Linked DNA regions of Homo sapiens: region 2 is linked to region 1. Evidence: chromatin contacts called from ENCODE Hi-C or POLR2A ChIA-PET data. All regions are on one chromosome and are shown on one strand. The core of a region is the stretch at or near the end of the contact, and the rest is flanking DNA. Distances in the headings are between cores, read along the strand shown.

Region 1 (7,818 bases), core at 3,959-6,458:
TCCATCTCTCCAACAAAAAAACAAAAACAAAAAACCAAAAAGCAAAAAAAGGCCGGGCGTGGTGGCTCACACCTGTAATCCCAGCACTTTGGGAGGCCGAGGCGGGTGGATCATGAGGTCAGGAGATCAAGACCATCCTGGCTAACATGGTGAAACCCCGTCTCTACTAAAAGTACAAAAAAATTAGCCGGGCGTGGTGGCAGGCACCTGTAGTCCCAGCTACTTGGGAGGCTGAGGCAGGAGAATGGCGTGAACCTGGGAAGCGGAGCTGGCAGTGAGCCGAGATCGCGCCACTGCACTCCAGCCTGGGTGACAGAGCGAGACTCCGTCTCAAAAAAAAAAAGCAAAAAAAGGAGAAAAGTTTAGCAATGAAATAAAGGATGTGTAGGGAGTAGCTAGATGCAAAAATTATATACAACTAGTTTTTAAAAACATTTGTTTTCCCCTCTAGATGAGGGCTTCTCCACTTTGAAACAATTGATATTTTGAGCTGGATGATTCTTTGTTGTGGGGACAGGCAATGGGGCTACCCTGTGCATTGTAGGAAATTCTGCAACAGCTCTGACCTCTACCCACCAGATGCCAGTATCACCCCTCCACCCAATTTGACAACAAAAATGATTCCAGACATTGTTAAATGTCCCCTAGAGGTAGAATTGTCCCCAGGTTAGAACAACTGCTCTAGACTGAGGATATCTATGTATGTTTGAAACGATGAAGAAGGGCCCATGGAGAAGAAGAGAAAAAAGATATTGAAAAGGGAGAATCTTAAATGTGAAGATCTACAGTCAGTAAGTTCAACATGTTTCCCTGCAAGTGACAAAAAGCAGAATTATAGGGACTGTTAATAAATGCTTTGTTTTATGAGTTGAGGAACAAATATTGTCATTCTAAATTAAGAAGGGGCATTCGAGCTGAAAATTAAAAAAATATATTTGTTGTAACAATTTGGAAACCAGCATGCAAACTCTCAAGGAAATGCAGTATTATTAAGAAAGGGAAACCATTAGCTATTTTTTATATATTCATAGAATTAAGACAAATAAGCAAATAGTTCAAGTTGGAGAGCAGATCATGTGGTCCACAAGTTGTCCCTTATTCTGGGAAGTCCTTAATTTGGGATTGAAGACAGATGTTTCTAATGTGACTCATGTATTTTTACCACTTTCTCATGGGCATGGACTGAGATTCTTCCTCTGTCTCCTGGTGATGTCAGCATCATGTTTACATAGAATGGGCCTGCCTAAGTCAAAGCTAGCCCTAAGTCACATGTCACATGGTAAAAATACATAAGCAGGCTTCTCTTTAGATAGATTATAGTTGTGACCTCTAGGAGAATAGACTTATTTTCTGGGTTGAGTATATAAAGTTTAGAAATTGGGGAATATTCCAGAATAACAGCATTTCAAAGTTGGGAGGAATCATTATGATTACTTCACAATCATAAGTTCTCAGGTTGTCAAGTATGGCACATTAAAAATAAAAAATTATGTCTCCTGTAAGAGAACGAATGTGAACATGGTACTTGGCAATTAAGTTCTTTTCTTCCTAAATTAAAATCAAATGTTAATCTGCATCTGAAAAGGCAACTGGCACTTATTGTGAACCTACTATATACGGGAAATTATTGGAGTTATTTTATACATATAATGTTTTTGAAGCTTAATGACAACTCGGTGAGCCAAGTATTATTCCCATGCAAGGGAGGAAAACTAGCAATCACAAAGTCTACTGCAAAACCCGCCAATATAGAAACAGCTGTTTTATGTCCACAGTTTATCTTTGGACATTCTCTCCCCAGTGATTTTTACTAGTCTCTGATGAGATCTCGGCTTCTTTTTAACAGTGAACACACAAACTGAACTACTTTGGGACTGATAATCAGGTGGTTTATTTTGTTCAGCCAGTCCCTATCCAGTACGGTTAATTCTACAGATCTGACTTTTGCCGCTCACTTTATGCCTGTCAGAGCACCCTTCTACATCTCCTGGCACACCTTTCCAGCAACACACTATGGCAATGATCCATTGAGAGTGAAACGAGGTGTCACAAAGAAGCAATTTTCTTTGACATTTGAAATAAGGACTTGAGTTTGCCCATTGGCCTTCATGTCTATCTGTCATGATATTTTAATTTGGTAAAGTTTTTGTTTGGTAAAGTTTAATTTGGTAAAGTTTTTGTAAGCAAGTTCATTGGGTGAAAGATTTGTTGGAATTTGTTAAATCCAAAAGAATAAAAAACCTTTAGGCCATCATTAATTTCTTATAAGTGACCGATTTCCATTACAAGGACCCTTTCATTGGATGAGTTAGTTCTGGTCTAATGTATACATTTTCTTAACTTTCATAGTAAGCATTACTATGTGCTATAGCTATATGTTTACATTTTTATCTATATCTGCTGCTCCAAATATTTTCTTGGTTTTCTTCCTCGCTTGCTTTTCACTTGGCTCTTAGGAGCCCAAACAACCCACAATAACTTGCTGAGTATATTTAGCCCAGAAAAAAAGAATGTCTGGGATAAGCTTCACTTCTCATAAAAAAGTAAAAAGTGACAGACCAAATTGATTTTAAAAATATGTATCTGTGGATGTAAGTGTCAGGACATTCAGTGTAAAAGCATACCATGAGTCTCTAATCCAACATCTCACTCAATGGAGCAAGGGATCTATCCCCAATGGGCTTGCAGATGAAGTAATTTCCAAGGCATAGTTGGGTGGGCAAGTGGAGAAAGAAGAATGGCCGCCGTGGCTGTGAGGTGGTCAGTGAGAGAGACAAATCCCTTCCCCCACTCCCATGGCCGTGTGTGCCACTCTTCCTCTATACAAAGACAATTTGCTTTTCATGTAGTAATGAAGAACAATGTTTAACAGACAAAGGAGCTTCTAGTTTATTATTGTGCTGTCTTTGACTAGAGCTAGATGCTGGGAAAAATGGTAATTCACAGTGTGAATGCTTCTTTTCCAGCCGTATGGGTTATGGCTGAGCATGTACATTGTATATTGCAGATGGTACAATAGTGAACACTGTGAGAACGAGGAAAGAATGAATTACGACCTTTTTTTTCTTGCTAGCCAAGAAACCAGGAATTTCTTCACAGCGATTTTTATTTATATCTGTGTGTGTGTGCGTGTGTGTGTGTGTGTGTGTGTGTCTGTGTGTGCGTGCGCAATCGTGCATGGGTTATTCCTTAGCAATATGCGCTGCTGGATTCTGATAAGTGATTTTAGGTTTTAGAATTTTTAAGTTAATGTATAAAATCTACTATGATGCTCTTAGAACACCTGTGTTCTCCTGCCTTTTTTTTCCCCTAGTTGACTGATACAAGGCACAGGTGGTGCCTAATTAACTTATTTCATGCAAATAAAAACATATTGCATGATTTCTTCTCCTTAACTATATAATCACTGAAACACGATGGTGCTGATTAAAGCAACAAACTTTGGGAGGGGAGAATTTAGCATCTTCTGTCAGTTCTCCTATGCTGAAGGGATTTATGATCCATGTAAATCTGATTTAAATGGAAAAGTGATGGGAACGTGTATTTCCTATGCAAGAAAACGATTTTCCTCTATTTAGTCTTTTCTCTATGTCATAGGACACTCAGTGATACAGAATTGAAAAAGAGAAAGACCAGATTTCCCATGGAGATGGAGAAATTGGAAGCCCAGATGAGGAACCATCTCATATAAGCAAGCTTATGTGTTTTGATTTCGTGTTCAGATATTCTTATCAATGATTTCCAGAAAGTGACATTGATTTGCTTTGGAAACAATGATGGAAAAACAGTGAGTGTGTACCGGAATGCTTTTAGAGTTCTAAAATCATACTGGAAAATGTCCGAGCATTCCAACACAGCTATAAACAGTACCATGCTGTATTTATGGGGGGTGGCAAGTCTGTTTTTAAAAGTCTTTGCGATATTTTTTCTATGTTTTTAATTTATTGAATTAAAGCCAGATTTATTCAATTAAGATAATACACTTCAAAGTTAACTGCCATTTGCTGTTCATTTAGGCAAGCTATTGTACAGTTATGTAAATTTCATGAACAGAGACACTACTTGAGTGTCTTAATTACAAGCAGAAAGTGTCATTTAAATATGAATTAAGTGAATAGTTGCCTGTATTTCCTGTTTCTGTATTTTCTGTCTTCTGCCCAATGATCCATACTGTGTTAGAAGATTTTTCTTTTTCCTGTGAAAGAAAAACACCTCCACTATGAAATATTAAAAAAAAAAAAGTCGGGAAACATGTAAAAACGCCATTGTTATTGCACTGATTAGTACTCAGAGCCATTTCTGAATAACAGGGTACCAGGTTTTTTCAGTTGGCCACTGATAGTCATTCTCATATTGTTACTGAGATCTAAAAATTATTCCAGCTTATGCTGGGGGAAATAATTTGCTACATGTGTCATTTGCTCCAATTCATTATATATGTGGGTTCATTTTTTTTTTAAATCCTCTTTTAAAAGTACTAATTTATAACACGTCCAAACATTGTCTTCCTTACTCCAATGCTGGGCTGTGCATATTTTTATCATTCTTTTATCTTTGTCAAAAGCAACATTTATTTTCAATTTAGAACTGTCACAACCATATTTGTGTTTAGCAAATGTGACCCATGACCTGATACTTTGCTGATTTCTGTGAAACAATTCCCCATGCATCTTGGACTTACTGACCAACATTGTTTTTGTTTGTTTCTGTGTTTTGGATGATTCTTATGTATACATAAAAATGACCTAGAGACAAATCTGGCATTAATCATGAAGAAAGGCAAGGATTCACAATTAGTTAATGAAAACCACACCTCTGTTCTGTGGAGTCAGTTCCCAGCTCCTGTCTCCAGCCTGGGATATAGATGCAGCCTGGGAAGATATTCCCAGCACCCCCCAAGGTAGATCCTGCGTGCTCCCCCAGGAGTGAGAAGTTCACTATTCACTCAGTGCTTGCATCATCTTTTCCAACATGTTCCCACTGATACATTAAAGGAATTAATTGCTCATAATGATCTCACCATCTGTTAACAGAGGTTCATACCTACAGGCTGGTGGCATGCGGTGGTTCTATTCAGGGATCAATAGGCAATGCCGGGCGAACGCTTTCCCACATTGCCTGCCTTTGCACGCTGAAAGGGGGAGGAGGGCTCGGTGCCGGCCATCTGCTCCTTGTCTTTCTGTGCGAGACCTTGATGCGGTCCAGCACAGCTCTGATCTGACTCCAGTCCGATTGGAATGTGGCTGATCTGAGAGCCTCTCAAAGCTGTGAAAGTGAGTCAAAAGGAGATGCCCATTGTCCAGCATGGCTGAAAGAAAATGATCACTTTAAAATTCATAACTCCCAGGTGCCTGCCATCTATTCATGGGAAAAACCCTCTGAACTTCTCTTCATTAAAGAGAGGGGAGTCTTGCTAAAAAGAGAGAAAAGGAAGTAGTTTGTGGGAATGTGCAGGGGATTTTCAAGCTAAACAAATGAGGAATTTGGAATTTTTCACTTGTATTAAAAGAACTGTGTAGGAAGGAGAAGCCCTTATTTAAAAAAAAAAAAGGGTGAGAGGAGGCTTTCCTTGGACACTATAGCAACTAATAAAGAACATTTTAATTTTTCTCCAGAGGAATTCAAAGATCACCCTGTCTTTTTACTTTTATTACCTGGAGCTGTGGAAACTTTCCCATTTGATTCTGAATAACATTCTTAGTCAATTTTCACTTCTGTTCCACAGGGGTGCAGTTTGGGTGGGAATTTGGGGAAGAATGAGAGTCTGGGAAATTCCTAAATATGGTGTTGGACATCTATGGACACAGTGAAACTCAACTCCATCAGCTGTTGCATAGGAGAAGTTTATGCAGCAGGGCTACTTGCACCCAGTGGAAGCATCTGTCAGGAGAATTCTTTCTGTGCCTTGAAAACCAAAAGAGCCATTAGGAAATAGTAAAGAAATAATAAGAGAATCTCTGTGCCTTGGCAACTCAAGATTCAGAGCTGAGTCTCACAGCTGTGGGAATCACAGGCCGGGTGGATCTTGGCTATTGGTCATTGTAGACAATCAATGTTGCATCAGAGTCACACAGGAGCTCAAAGAGGATTTATGGATTAATGGATTGAGAGCCAAACAAAAGCAGAAATAGAGAGACCTATGTTCTGTCTCTTGAAAATCTTTTAACATACAGATGATGATACTTAAGGCCCAAAGAGGTTAAGTGACACATGCTCAAAGTCACCCAGAGTTTGTTACAGAACCTGGGTTATAACCTCCACTTACAAGCAATTTAATTTCTAACACTTCATGCTGCCTCTGTTAATGGTGTGAGGTTTAATTTAAAATTATTTTTCCCCAGCTTTCCATCATTAAAACATAGATCAGTATCACCAACCTAAAGATTTAATAGTTCCCTTTAAAATAAATTCTGAGCTTTAAAGAAGATTATAAACACTAATATTCATTACTAACACATACAAAATAGAAAATCCATCAAGTCAGGTACTAATATCTGACAGGAAATATTGAAATAAATGATAGAATCTATTGGCAAAACAGGATGGCAAAGTTTAGCTCTCTTGGACAACAATGGCCAAATAAAACAAGAAAGAAGAAAAGTAAAAATTGGCGATGATCAATGTAAAGCCAGAAAAGCACTCATTTGATAAGCAGGGAACTAAAGGAGTAGGTGATGAGAAAGAGATAGAAAAATCTAGAAATAATCCAAACTTCTGGAAATGAGAGAAGATATGTCTGACAGAATCAGTGTTACTGGTCCTTCTTAACGGATAAGAAGTTACCACCTGAACCATATTTTTTCTAGAAATTTCCATTCAGGCTGTTGAGAGTCTTTGTTTTGCATCGCTTTTCCTCTGTGAGAGCCTATCTCTAATTTTCAGTGCAGTGGACAGGAACGTAAAATTCTTTGGACAGAATTGTGACATATTATATTTATAGTGGGTTTAGGTAGAAAAAAAGAAATCCAGGTCAATTGTAGATTTGTTTCCTAATCCAATGTGATTTCTTTTTCTTTTTTTTCTTTATTTTTTGAGACAGAGTCTTGCTCTGTCGCCCAGGCTGGAGTGCAGTGGTGCGATCTCGGCTCACTGCAAGCTCCGCCTCCCGGGTTCACGCCATTCTCCTGCCTCAGCCTCCCAAGTAGCTGGGACTACAGGCGCCCGCCACCACACCTGGCCAATTTTTTGTATTTTTTTATTAGAGACGGGGTTTCACCGTGTTAGCCAGGATGGTCTCGATCTCCTGACCTCGTGATCCACCCGCCTCGGCCTCCCAAAGTGCTGGGATTACAGGCGTGAGCCACCGCGCCCGGCCCCAATGTGATTTTTAAGTTATCAGATTGTTTGACTCGTTGTAGTGTCAAACCCTATGGGTTATGTATTAATAGTTAGAATTGCTGAAATACAGATAGGGAAAAAACTCAACAACCCTGAAGAGTACAAGTAGGCTGAGAATGGGGATGAAGATTGACAGCAGCCACAAGGAAATGACTAATATTTTCTCAAATATTTTGGCTAGCTTCAGACTGGAGCTTGAGGGTAAACCCAGGGATTTATTCCTGAAGAAGTAAAAAATATAGGTAAGCCAAAAGAGGAAACGAATTAAAAGTGACCCATAATCCCATCCCAAGGATAACTGCTGCTAAATTTTCAGAGTATATATTAAAAAACAACAAAATCAGATCATAATATTCATATTGTCTTGCATAATATTTAAGTTAAAATAGGAAATTGCAAATATTTGAACATTTTCGACCCGCCAAACGATGACAACTTTCAAGTGGGTCCATTTAAAAGCTTTTTCCTCAGTGATGGATT
Region 2 (7,818 bases), core at 58-2,557, 120 kb before region 1:
GACCGGCCACCCGAGACGGGAAATGCGCGCTCACCTGGACAGCGCGGCTCAGCGGCACAGAATGCTGTCGCCCTGCTTGTTCACCGCGCCGGCCTGGAACAGCAACCGAACACCAAGGGAAAGGTTAGCAGGCGCAAACAACGCGCTCGACACGGTCCTGGATTGTCCTCGGAAATCAGGCTGGCGCGCCGACGCCCCCACCCCAGCCTGTAGCCGGGGGGGCCCCTCCGGGCTCAGGCGGGACTTGACAGCCCAGGGCGCCCACAGCCCCGAGTCCCGCCCTGCGCGTTCTCCCGGACCCGCGCTCGCCGAGCCCGGCCGGCTGCTGGCGGCCCGGGGGAGCCCGGAGGAGCAGGGGGAGGGGGCTGTCATTCCTGGCCCGCCCCTGCCCGGAGGACGGTGAGCGCCCGCGTCCCGCCACCACGCCACCAACCTCCCATCCCCCGCGGCGTCCGCCCACGGCCGGCGCCCGGCCTCTCACCGGGTCGGTGTTGAGCGCAGTGAGCGGGGTCCGCGGCGGCGCGGCTGGACAGGTCCCGGCCGGGTGGTGTGGCGGCGCGGGCGGTGGTGGCTGCCTCAGCAGGGCCGGGTGCGTCTCCAGCGCCAGCTGCAGGTCCAGGATGTAGTCGATAACGTGCTGCAGGATCTCCACTTTGCTGACTTTCTTGTTGGGCGGGATGGTGGGCACCAGCCTCCGCAGGCGGCTATAGCAGTCGTTCATATCGCACTGCAGGCACAGCGCCGGCTCGTCGGCCGCCGCCTCGGCCGCCTTACAGCGCGCTGCCGCCGCCGCCGCCGCCGCGGCTGCGGAGCCACCCAGGCTGTGGCCGTGCTCGGCCAGGCAGCGCAGCGCCAGCTCCCCGCCGCCGCAGCCCGACGGCGCCTTGCGGCCCGAGGGGCGCACCGGGCTCACCGCCTTCATCGCGCGCGCCCTGCGCTCTACGCGAGCGAACCCGCTGGGGCGAGCGAGGGAGGCAGGCAAGCTCCGGGCCCCGTCCGCGGCCGGCTCCGCTCCCTTTGCCTCCGCGCCCGGCGCGCTCGGGGCACCGCGACACTCCCGAGCCCAACAATTGACGGGAGGGTCGCTCTGGGTTTTACGAGGGAATCTTTGCTCAGTGGGCGACACTCAGCCCGAGCCCAAAGGAAAAAAAAAGCAAAAGCACCGGAAGAAAAGTAGCCCACCCGGGTGTCCTAGTCACTCCCTTCGGAGCTCCGACTAAGCCCGATCGCGGCCGCCGCGCTCCCCTAGCCCGGGATCACCCCACTCCCGGTACTACTCACAACCGCGCCTCCTCCACTACGCTCTCGCCCGGCCCGCCGCGCAGCTGTATTTATAGAGCCGTGCGCCCCGGGGGCGGGACCAGCGCGCGGGCCGGGTCGCAGCGCGAGCCGAGCGGAGCCCGCTGGGCGCGCGGGCGGGGGCGCGGAGGGAGAGGCGAGGGCGGGGGCTCCGGGCGGTGCTGGGGGGCGGGGAGTCCGGCTACCCGAGTGGAGGAGTGGGCGGGGGGTCTGGAGTGGCCAGCCAATCAGGCGGGCAGTGCCACCTCGGGGAATGACGCTCGGGCCAATGGGAAGGGCACTCCATTCCGTCAACGCTGTGGGTCGGGGTTCTGAGAAAAGAGAGCTGAGTGGGAGTCGGGCCAGGCTGATGTGTGCCCAAGGGAGGGGAAAAGAGAGAGCGAAGTTCCTGCGAAGAACTGCGGGAATGTGCGGCCGGAATTCACTCTCCACCGCCCCCCTTATCCCGACTAGGCTGCTGAGGGAGCGCCTGGGCCCTGCTCGCGGATACCCTGCCACTCCTAATAGCACGGCGCCCAGGGACCCTCCGCCACCCATCACTCCATCCGTGGGATTCCAGTGCCTTAAGAAAGACGCGCTGTTCAAGAAGGCACGTTCATTCTGTTCTATATTTCCCTCCTCCGTTTCATTATTCGCCTTTTCACATTTGCCGAAACCATAATGATGGAATGGAATGTGTAGCCTTTCCGTTTTCTTTTTAAAAAATGCTAAAGCTTAGCAAAAGTAGAAAAAAAAAGAAGGAAAAGAATGCCGAATCGAATGCAGGTTTTTGGTGAAGGGAATATAAATAAAACAAAAACGTGGGGGGGGTTCTTTTACCCCATCTAAATGCAAAAGTGGGCTCAAGAAATGCAGTTGCCTTGCGCATTCAATTAGAGCACGTAAAGATTAAAAATGCATGGACACGGAATATTTAAAATTCCATTATGACATATAATATTAATCTGTTTTATGTAAAATTCATACCTGTAACTTAATTTAGGCCATTAATGCACAGCTTCACGTATTAGTCAGCGTACCCCGCTTTAAATAAGGTGATGAGAATGTCCAGAGTCGCCTCCTTTGACAGCAAAGCATTAAAATTCACACTTCCAGTCTCTGGGATCCCGCTTGGGCCCCACCCTGCAAAAAAAAGCCTGTTAATTAAGGGCGTTTTTGTGTTAGATTTCTTAGAGAAAAGCTGTCCTTCAAGGGTTCAAAATAAAATTGCACAATGAGCTTTGGTGGAGCATTGTGTGTACCCTTCAAGAAAAAATTGAGCCCTTCAGATGAGAAAGGTGCATAAAAATTCTCAGACAATGGGGAAATGAATTTTGAGTGCCTTCACTCTACAAACCCTCCCACCTTTAGACACGCTTGGAGATGAATTAACCCAAGAATTTTCTTCATTCGTGTACATGACATGGATTGGTGTCTTCATTTTCATAGATAATTGAAAGAAAGAGACATGGACCTCATTTCTTCCTGTCTACCCCTATATGGACTTTTTCTACATCCATTCCCAGAACTGAAATACCTGCACCAGGCAGATATTTTGTTTAGCTATGTCAGTGCTTTATGACTATCGCACTATTCCCCAGAGCACATTCCTTTCTCCTGATGAAATGAGGAGCAACTATTTAATTCTGGTTTCACAGGTAGATGCAATAACCCTCCTCTCCCCTAATCCTTGTATGTTACTGCTTCTAATAATTGTTTGGAAACAAGTGCCATTCTCATTTATTTATGTGCATACGTAGATGGTCTACATACACATTAATCGAGAAAATCAGAATTATGAAACTCAGAAGGGCTTTCTTCTAAAGACAGGCATAGTCATATACATCATTAAATTAATGCAAATACAGAGAAAATGTTGTAATTTTAAATGGGAAGTCGGTGAAGCCAGCACTACTGGTTGTAAGCTATTATCTTGGAGCCAGTCATATGAGCACAGACGATAATAATAAATGGATATATGTACAGATGTTTTGTTCCATTGATCTTTCTCTTTCCTAGAGTTTAAAATTTGCTTCCAAATTCAAAACCCAAGACTTTCCTCTGTTTGGCAAAATAAAACTATGCTAATATGCCCAGGACACACTTACATTTAAACATTTTACATATCCTAACGATTAAAATTAAAATTTAAGTTTTGAATACGTAACACAAAGGAAGAATCATATCGACCTTTTTGGAATTTGCTAAATCTCAGAAAGCCATGCCTTGGGTGTGACAAGCGCCAAATGCCTAAGTTTCAGGTTTTGTTGGAGATGCTCTGTGTGACTGGCTTAAAGTTAGAAAGACTGAGTTACTCTGTGTGGGGTGGGGTGGAAGAGGTGGTTTCAAAGGAATGTACCTCAGCCACAAGATCAAGAATACCCAGGAAAGATGTGATCCGTAAATCCTGCTAGCAGAGTAGGCAGAGGCAGTTACTGTGCTCCTTGTTTTGAAGGTTGGAAGGCATGAAGACATTAAAAAATTAAAGTGCTACCATATACTATGGGAATAAGGAATACAATCCTGCACGTTTTGGTCCATGAAACCAGAGAGTACTAGGGGCTATGCAATGTATGTTTTTGTATTCTTAGACATAGACACTTACATGACATCAAAGCTGCAATCATGGAAGATTCCTGGCACTGATAATTCAAAACAGTTTACCCAATTATCACTCAGATTTTGGATAAACCTTACAAGCTATGTTATTTCTACTGTGCAGAGAAGGTAACTTAGTCTGTTGGTGACTCTTTTACATCAAAGTGTTTCACTTGCACTTGTAAAAGTAAAATGGGCTAACCCAAATCCTTTTGTCATGGAAATGCTCGAGACTCCCAAAATATACCTCAGTAGGAACCTAGAATGAAACATTCATAGGAGAATTGCTAGAAAGCCGTGATGACCAGAGTCATGGATACACCCTTCCTCCAGACAAAGAGGTCTGCTGTCCTCCCTGAGATGTATTCTAGCTACTAAATCAGGCCCTCACTGAACTGCAACACCCAGGCCTTTAGAAGTCATAGTCACCCTGTGTTTACATGAAGCAAGGGTATGGAAGCATATTGTGCTCTTCATTCCCAGTGCCTTTTTAGGACTTGATACTTGTTTCTCCATAGCCTCCAGGGAAACAGTGAGTGTACTCATACACAGATAAACGTGAATGTTCCAATGCCTTGGTCACTCTGTAGATTTGTCGTCACAGAAAGAGGCACATGCATTCTTTGAGGGCATAAGAAACCACTATGTACTCTGCAGCAGGACTGTCCCTTGCTCCCAAAGAGTAAGTTGGGCAATGTGGCAATTCAAGCTCAAGGCTGCTTTATCAGGCACTAAGTGTTACAAAATTACTTGTGCTACCCTTGGATTGCTGATACTAGTCCCGGAAATGCTGATAACCCCTTAGTTTGCTAGGTCCTGGAAAAGGCTTGTAGGAAGAGGACGTTGTACGTTGAACATGGCTGGGCAGATGTGGCTGTCAAAAATGCCTTGTTTGGGGAGTTTTAAAGGTAGTTGGTTTAAATAAGAAGTGACTTTTTGAAAGCCCCCCTTAGATTAAAAGACAGAAAAATGGGGAGAAATAAGTGGAATTTGTTTTTACCTTAGGAGATATAAACAGCATGGACTCTGAAGTGAGACAGCCTAAGCCCCAATTTTGGCCTCTTTGCTTATTAGTTTTATATCATTCAGCTGGGTTCTTAAATTCCTATACCTTTCATATTTGGAATGATTAAAATTGCATTTACTTCATAAGGTGTTTATGAGATACACATATTATATATATGGTCTCTGTAAAAGAAATTCAGTAAAGTTCTTAGAACAGTGGTTGGCACATAAGTGGGCAAACCATGTTACAATGTATTACCATTTTTGGCAAATATCTCTCAGTCTGTGGACTGACTTTTCATTTACTTCACAATCTTCTTTTAGAGCAGAAGTTTTGATTTTTTTTTTTTTTGAGACAGAATTTCACTCTTGTTGCCCAGGCTGGAGTGCAATAGCATGATCTTGTCTCACTGCAACCTCCGCCTTCCAGGTTCAAGCAATTCTCCTGCCTCAGCCTCCCAAGTAGCTGGGATTACAGGCGCCCACCACCACACCTGGCTAGTTATGTATTTTTAGTAGATATGGTGTTTCACCATGTTGTTCAGTCTGGTCTTGAACTCCTGACCTCAGGTGATCTGCCCACCTTGGCCTCCCAAAGTGCTGGGATTACAGGTGTGAGCCACCATGCCCACCCTAAATTTTGTTGGTGTCTAGTTTATCAGTTTGTTCCTTTATGGCTCATATTTTTGATATTGGATCTATCTAAGAAATCTTTCATAGCTCAGGTAACAAAGGTTTTCTCATAGGTTTTCTTCTAGAATTTTTATATTTCTTAGGTAGGGTTGCTTGCATGGTGTGTAGCTTATGCAGTCACACAGGGTCCTGCACTCAGAAGAGCTGTATGCTTGGGTTAGTGCTCTTGCCTTCTTGAAATTCTTAGTAATTTTTGAACAAGGGAACCTGCATTTTCATTTTGCATTAGGACCCACAAATTATGTCTCCAGTCTTTGTTTTCTGTTTTATGTGTAGGTCTATGATCCATTTTGAGGTTATTTTTGTATGTGGTGCAAGATATGGGTTGAAATTAATATTTTGCATTTGTAGATCCAATTGTTTCAGCACTCTGTCGAAAAGTCTACCTGTTTTCCAAAGAATTGCCTTTGCACCTTTGTTAAAAATTAATTGTGTATGGTGTGTATGTGTCACTCTGTTTCTGGCTGCTACCACATTTTCTTGATTACTATAGCTTTATAATAAGGCTTGAAATCAGATAGTGTTGAGGCATTGATCCTCCAGCTCTGTTCTTTTTCAAAGCTGTTTTGGCTATTCTGGGGATATTGCATTTCCATATGAATTTTAGAATCAGTTTGTGAATTTCTTCAAAAAGGACTTGTATCCAAACATATAAAGAACCTGTACTCAGAATACTGTATATAAAGAGCTTTCAACACAATAATAAGAAAATAAACAACTTAATTAAAAAGTAGGCAAAAGAACATACAATCCAATAAAGAAGAAATAGGCCAGGTGCCATGGCTCACCCCTATAATCCCAGCATTCTGGAAGGCTGAGGCAAGGCGAATTGCTTGAGCCTAGAAGTTCGAGACCAGACTGGGGAACATGGTGCAACCCTGTCTCTACAAAAAATACAAAAAATTAGCTGAGCATGGTGGTGCACGCCTGTAGTCCCAGCTACTGGGGGGGCGGGGTGGGTGAGGTGGTGGTGGTGGTGCTGAGGTGGGAGAATCGCTTGATCCTGGGTGGGTAGTTGAGGCTGCAGTGAACTGAGATCGCACCGCTGCACTCCAGCCTGAACAGTAGAGTGAGACCCTGTCTCAAAAAAAAAAAAAAAAAAAAAAGAGGAAGAAATAAAAATGGCAAATGAGCACATGGAAGATACTAAACATCATTAGTCATTTGGGACATACAAATCCAAACTATAATGATACACCATTACACACCTGCCAGAACTGCCAAAATTAAAGACGGAACATACTGAGTGCTGGTATATGGAGCAACTGGAACTATCGTACACTGCTGGTGGGAATGTAAAATGAGGAAAATTACTTTGGAAAACAATTTGACAGTTTCTTAAAGTTAAACATATAGATACCATATGGCCCATCTGTTCTTCTCCTAGGTATTTACCCAAGAGAAATGAAACCTTCTATCCAAGGGCCACAATGGAGCCTGAGAATGATGAATGTGTTTATTATCTTACTAACTCTGTATCATATTGTTGTCAGCTAGGTATCACAGCATGAACTGAACGGTAGTGAAATACCCTCCAAAGCAGTCATGAGACTAATTTAATATTTCAGCTATTGTGGTTACTCATTAACATATTTCATCACTTGTTGGAAATGGACTACACTAAAAAACACATTCACTCTTTCTTGGTTTGTATGGCATGACATGGATTTAAGGCTTCAAGGAGGACCCTATCTAATTATTTGAAATGTTTCTCCCTTTTGCAAAAACTAAAGCCATGTTCTGTACTCTTGCTTCTCTGCTTCACTCCTGTTGCAGCCTCTGCTGCCTTGGTACAAACACCCACTGGGTGGGGAAGATAAGAAGCCTCATTATTCCATATTGAAGATGGTCTACTGTTTTCTTTTCCTCTCCACTTTTTTCTTAGCAAGAAAAGAAAAGAGGCTCTCAAGATTAGATATATCCCACTGCTATTTCCAGAGCAAGGAGCAAAGATTCCCAATGGGTAACATATTTTTGCCTTTAAAATTCTGTGGTTCAATCCGTGCAAGCACAGCTTCTCCATCTAGCAAGAGGTTCACAGGGATGGAATGAAGATTAACTGCTTTTGAAAGCCCCAGGAGAAAGGCAGTAAATGAATGATAGGGGGTAATACACCAGAATCTAGTGAATACTAGATACTGAATGTCCACTGATGGCTATACCATTGTTGAAAGGGGGCTTGTAATAGGTAAAATGGTTATGAAGATGCCAAATAGATCAAATTGGTGCTTTAACTCATAATTA

The links. A loop is a pair of places that touch in the nucleus more often than their neighbours do. ChIA-PET counts read pairs that join two places held with the same protein, here RNA polymerase II (POLR2A). Pooled maps may share reads with other maps.
Region 2: a loop to region 1 is called in a map of ascending aorta, with 2.4 times the contacts of the local background. The contact joins the promoter of ID4 here to the enhancer-like site in region 1. A Hi-C loop is called at or near these places in 3 of 168 maps with a recorded cell type or tissue (IMR-90, aorta and ascending aorta) and 4 of 50 pooled maps. POLR2A ChIA-PET finds 5 or more read pairs at or near these places in 9 of 52 experiments (AG04449, AG04450, BJ and 4 more).

Annotation. Positions count from the first base shown.
Region 1 is chr6:19,717,146-19,724,963 of GRCh38, reverse strand. No RefSeq gene overlaps it. Among named protein-coding and RNA genes, the nearest start is that of LNC-LBCS, 84 kb to the left of the region's middle. RefSeq lists enhancers at 4,646-5,845, 2,285-5,973. Within about 2 kb of position 5,208, at least 2 of the 41 ENCODE cell types and tissues checked have a DNase peak (open chromatin) inside an H3K27ac peak, as active enhancers do; they include ascending aorta, where a contact is called at or near this core.
Region 2 is chr6:19,830,859-19,838,676 of GRCh38, reverse strand. It overlaps ID4 (inhibitor of DNA binding 4), which reads right to left and starts at 1,307. Exons shown (of 3, transcript NM_001546.4): 1 at 482-1,307; 2 at 35-93. The coding sequence starts at 922. The coding sequence ends at 49.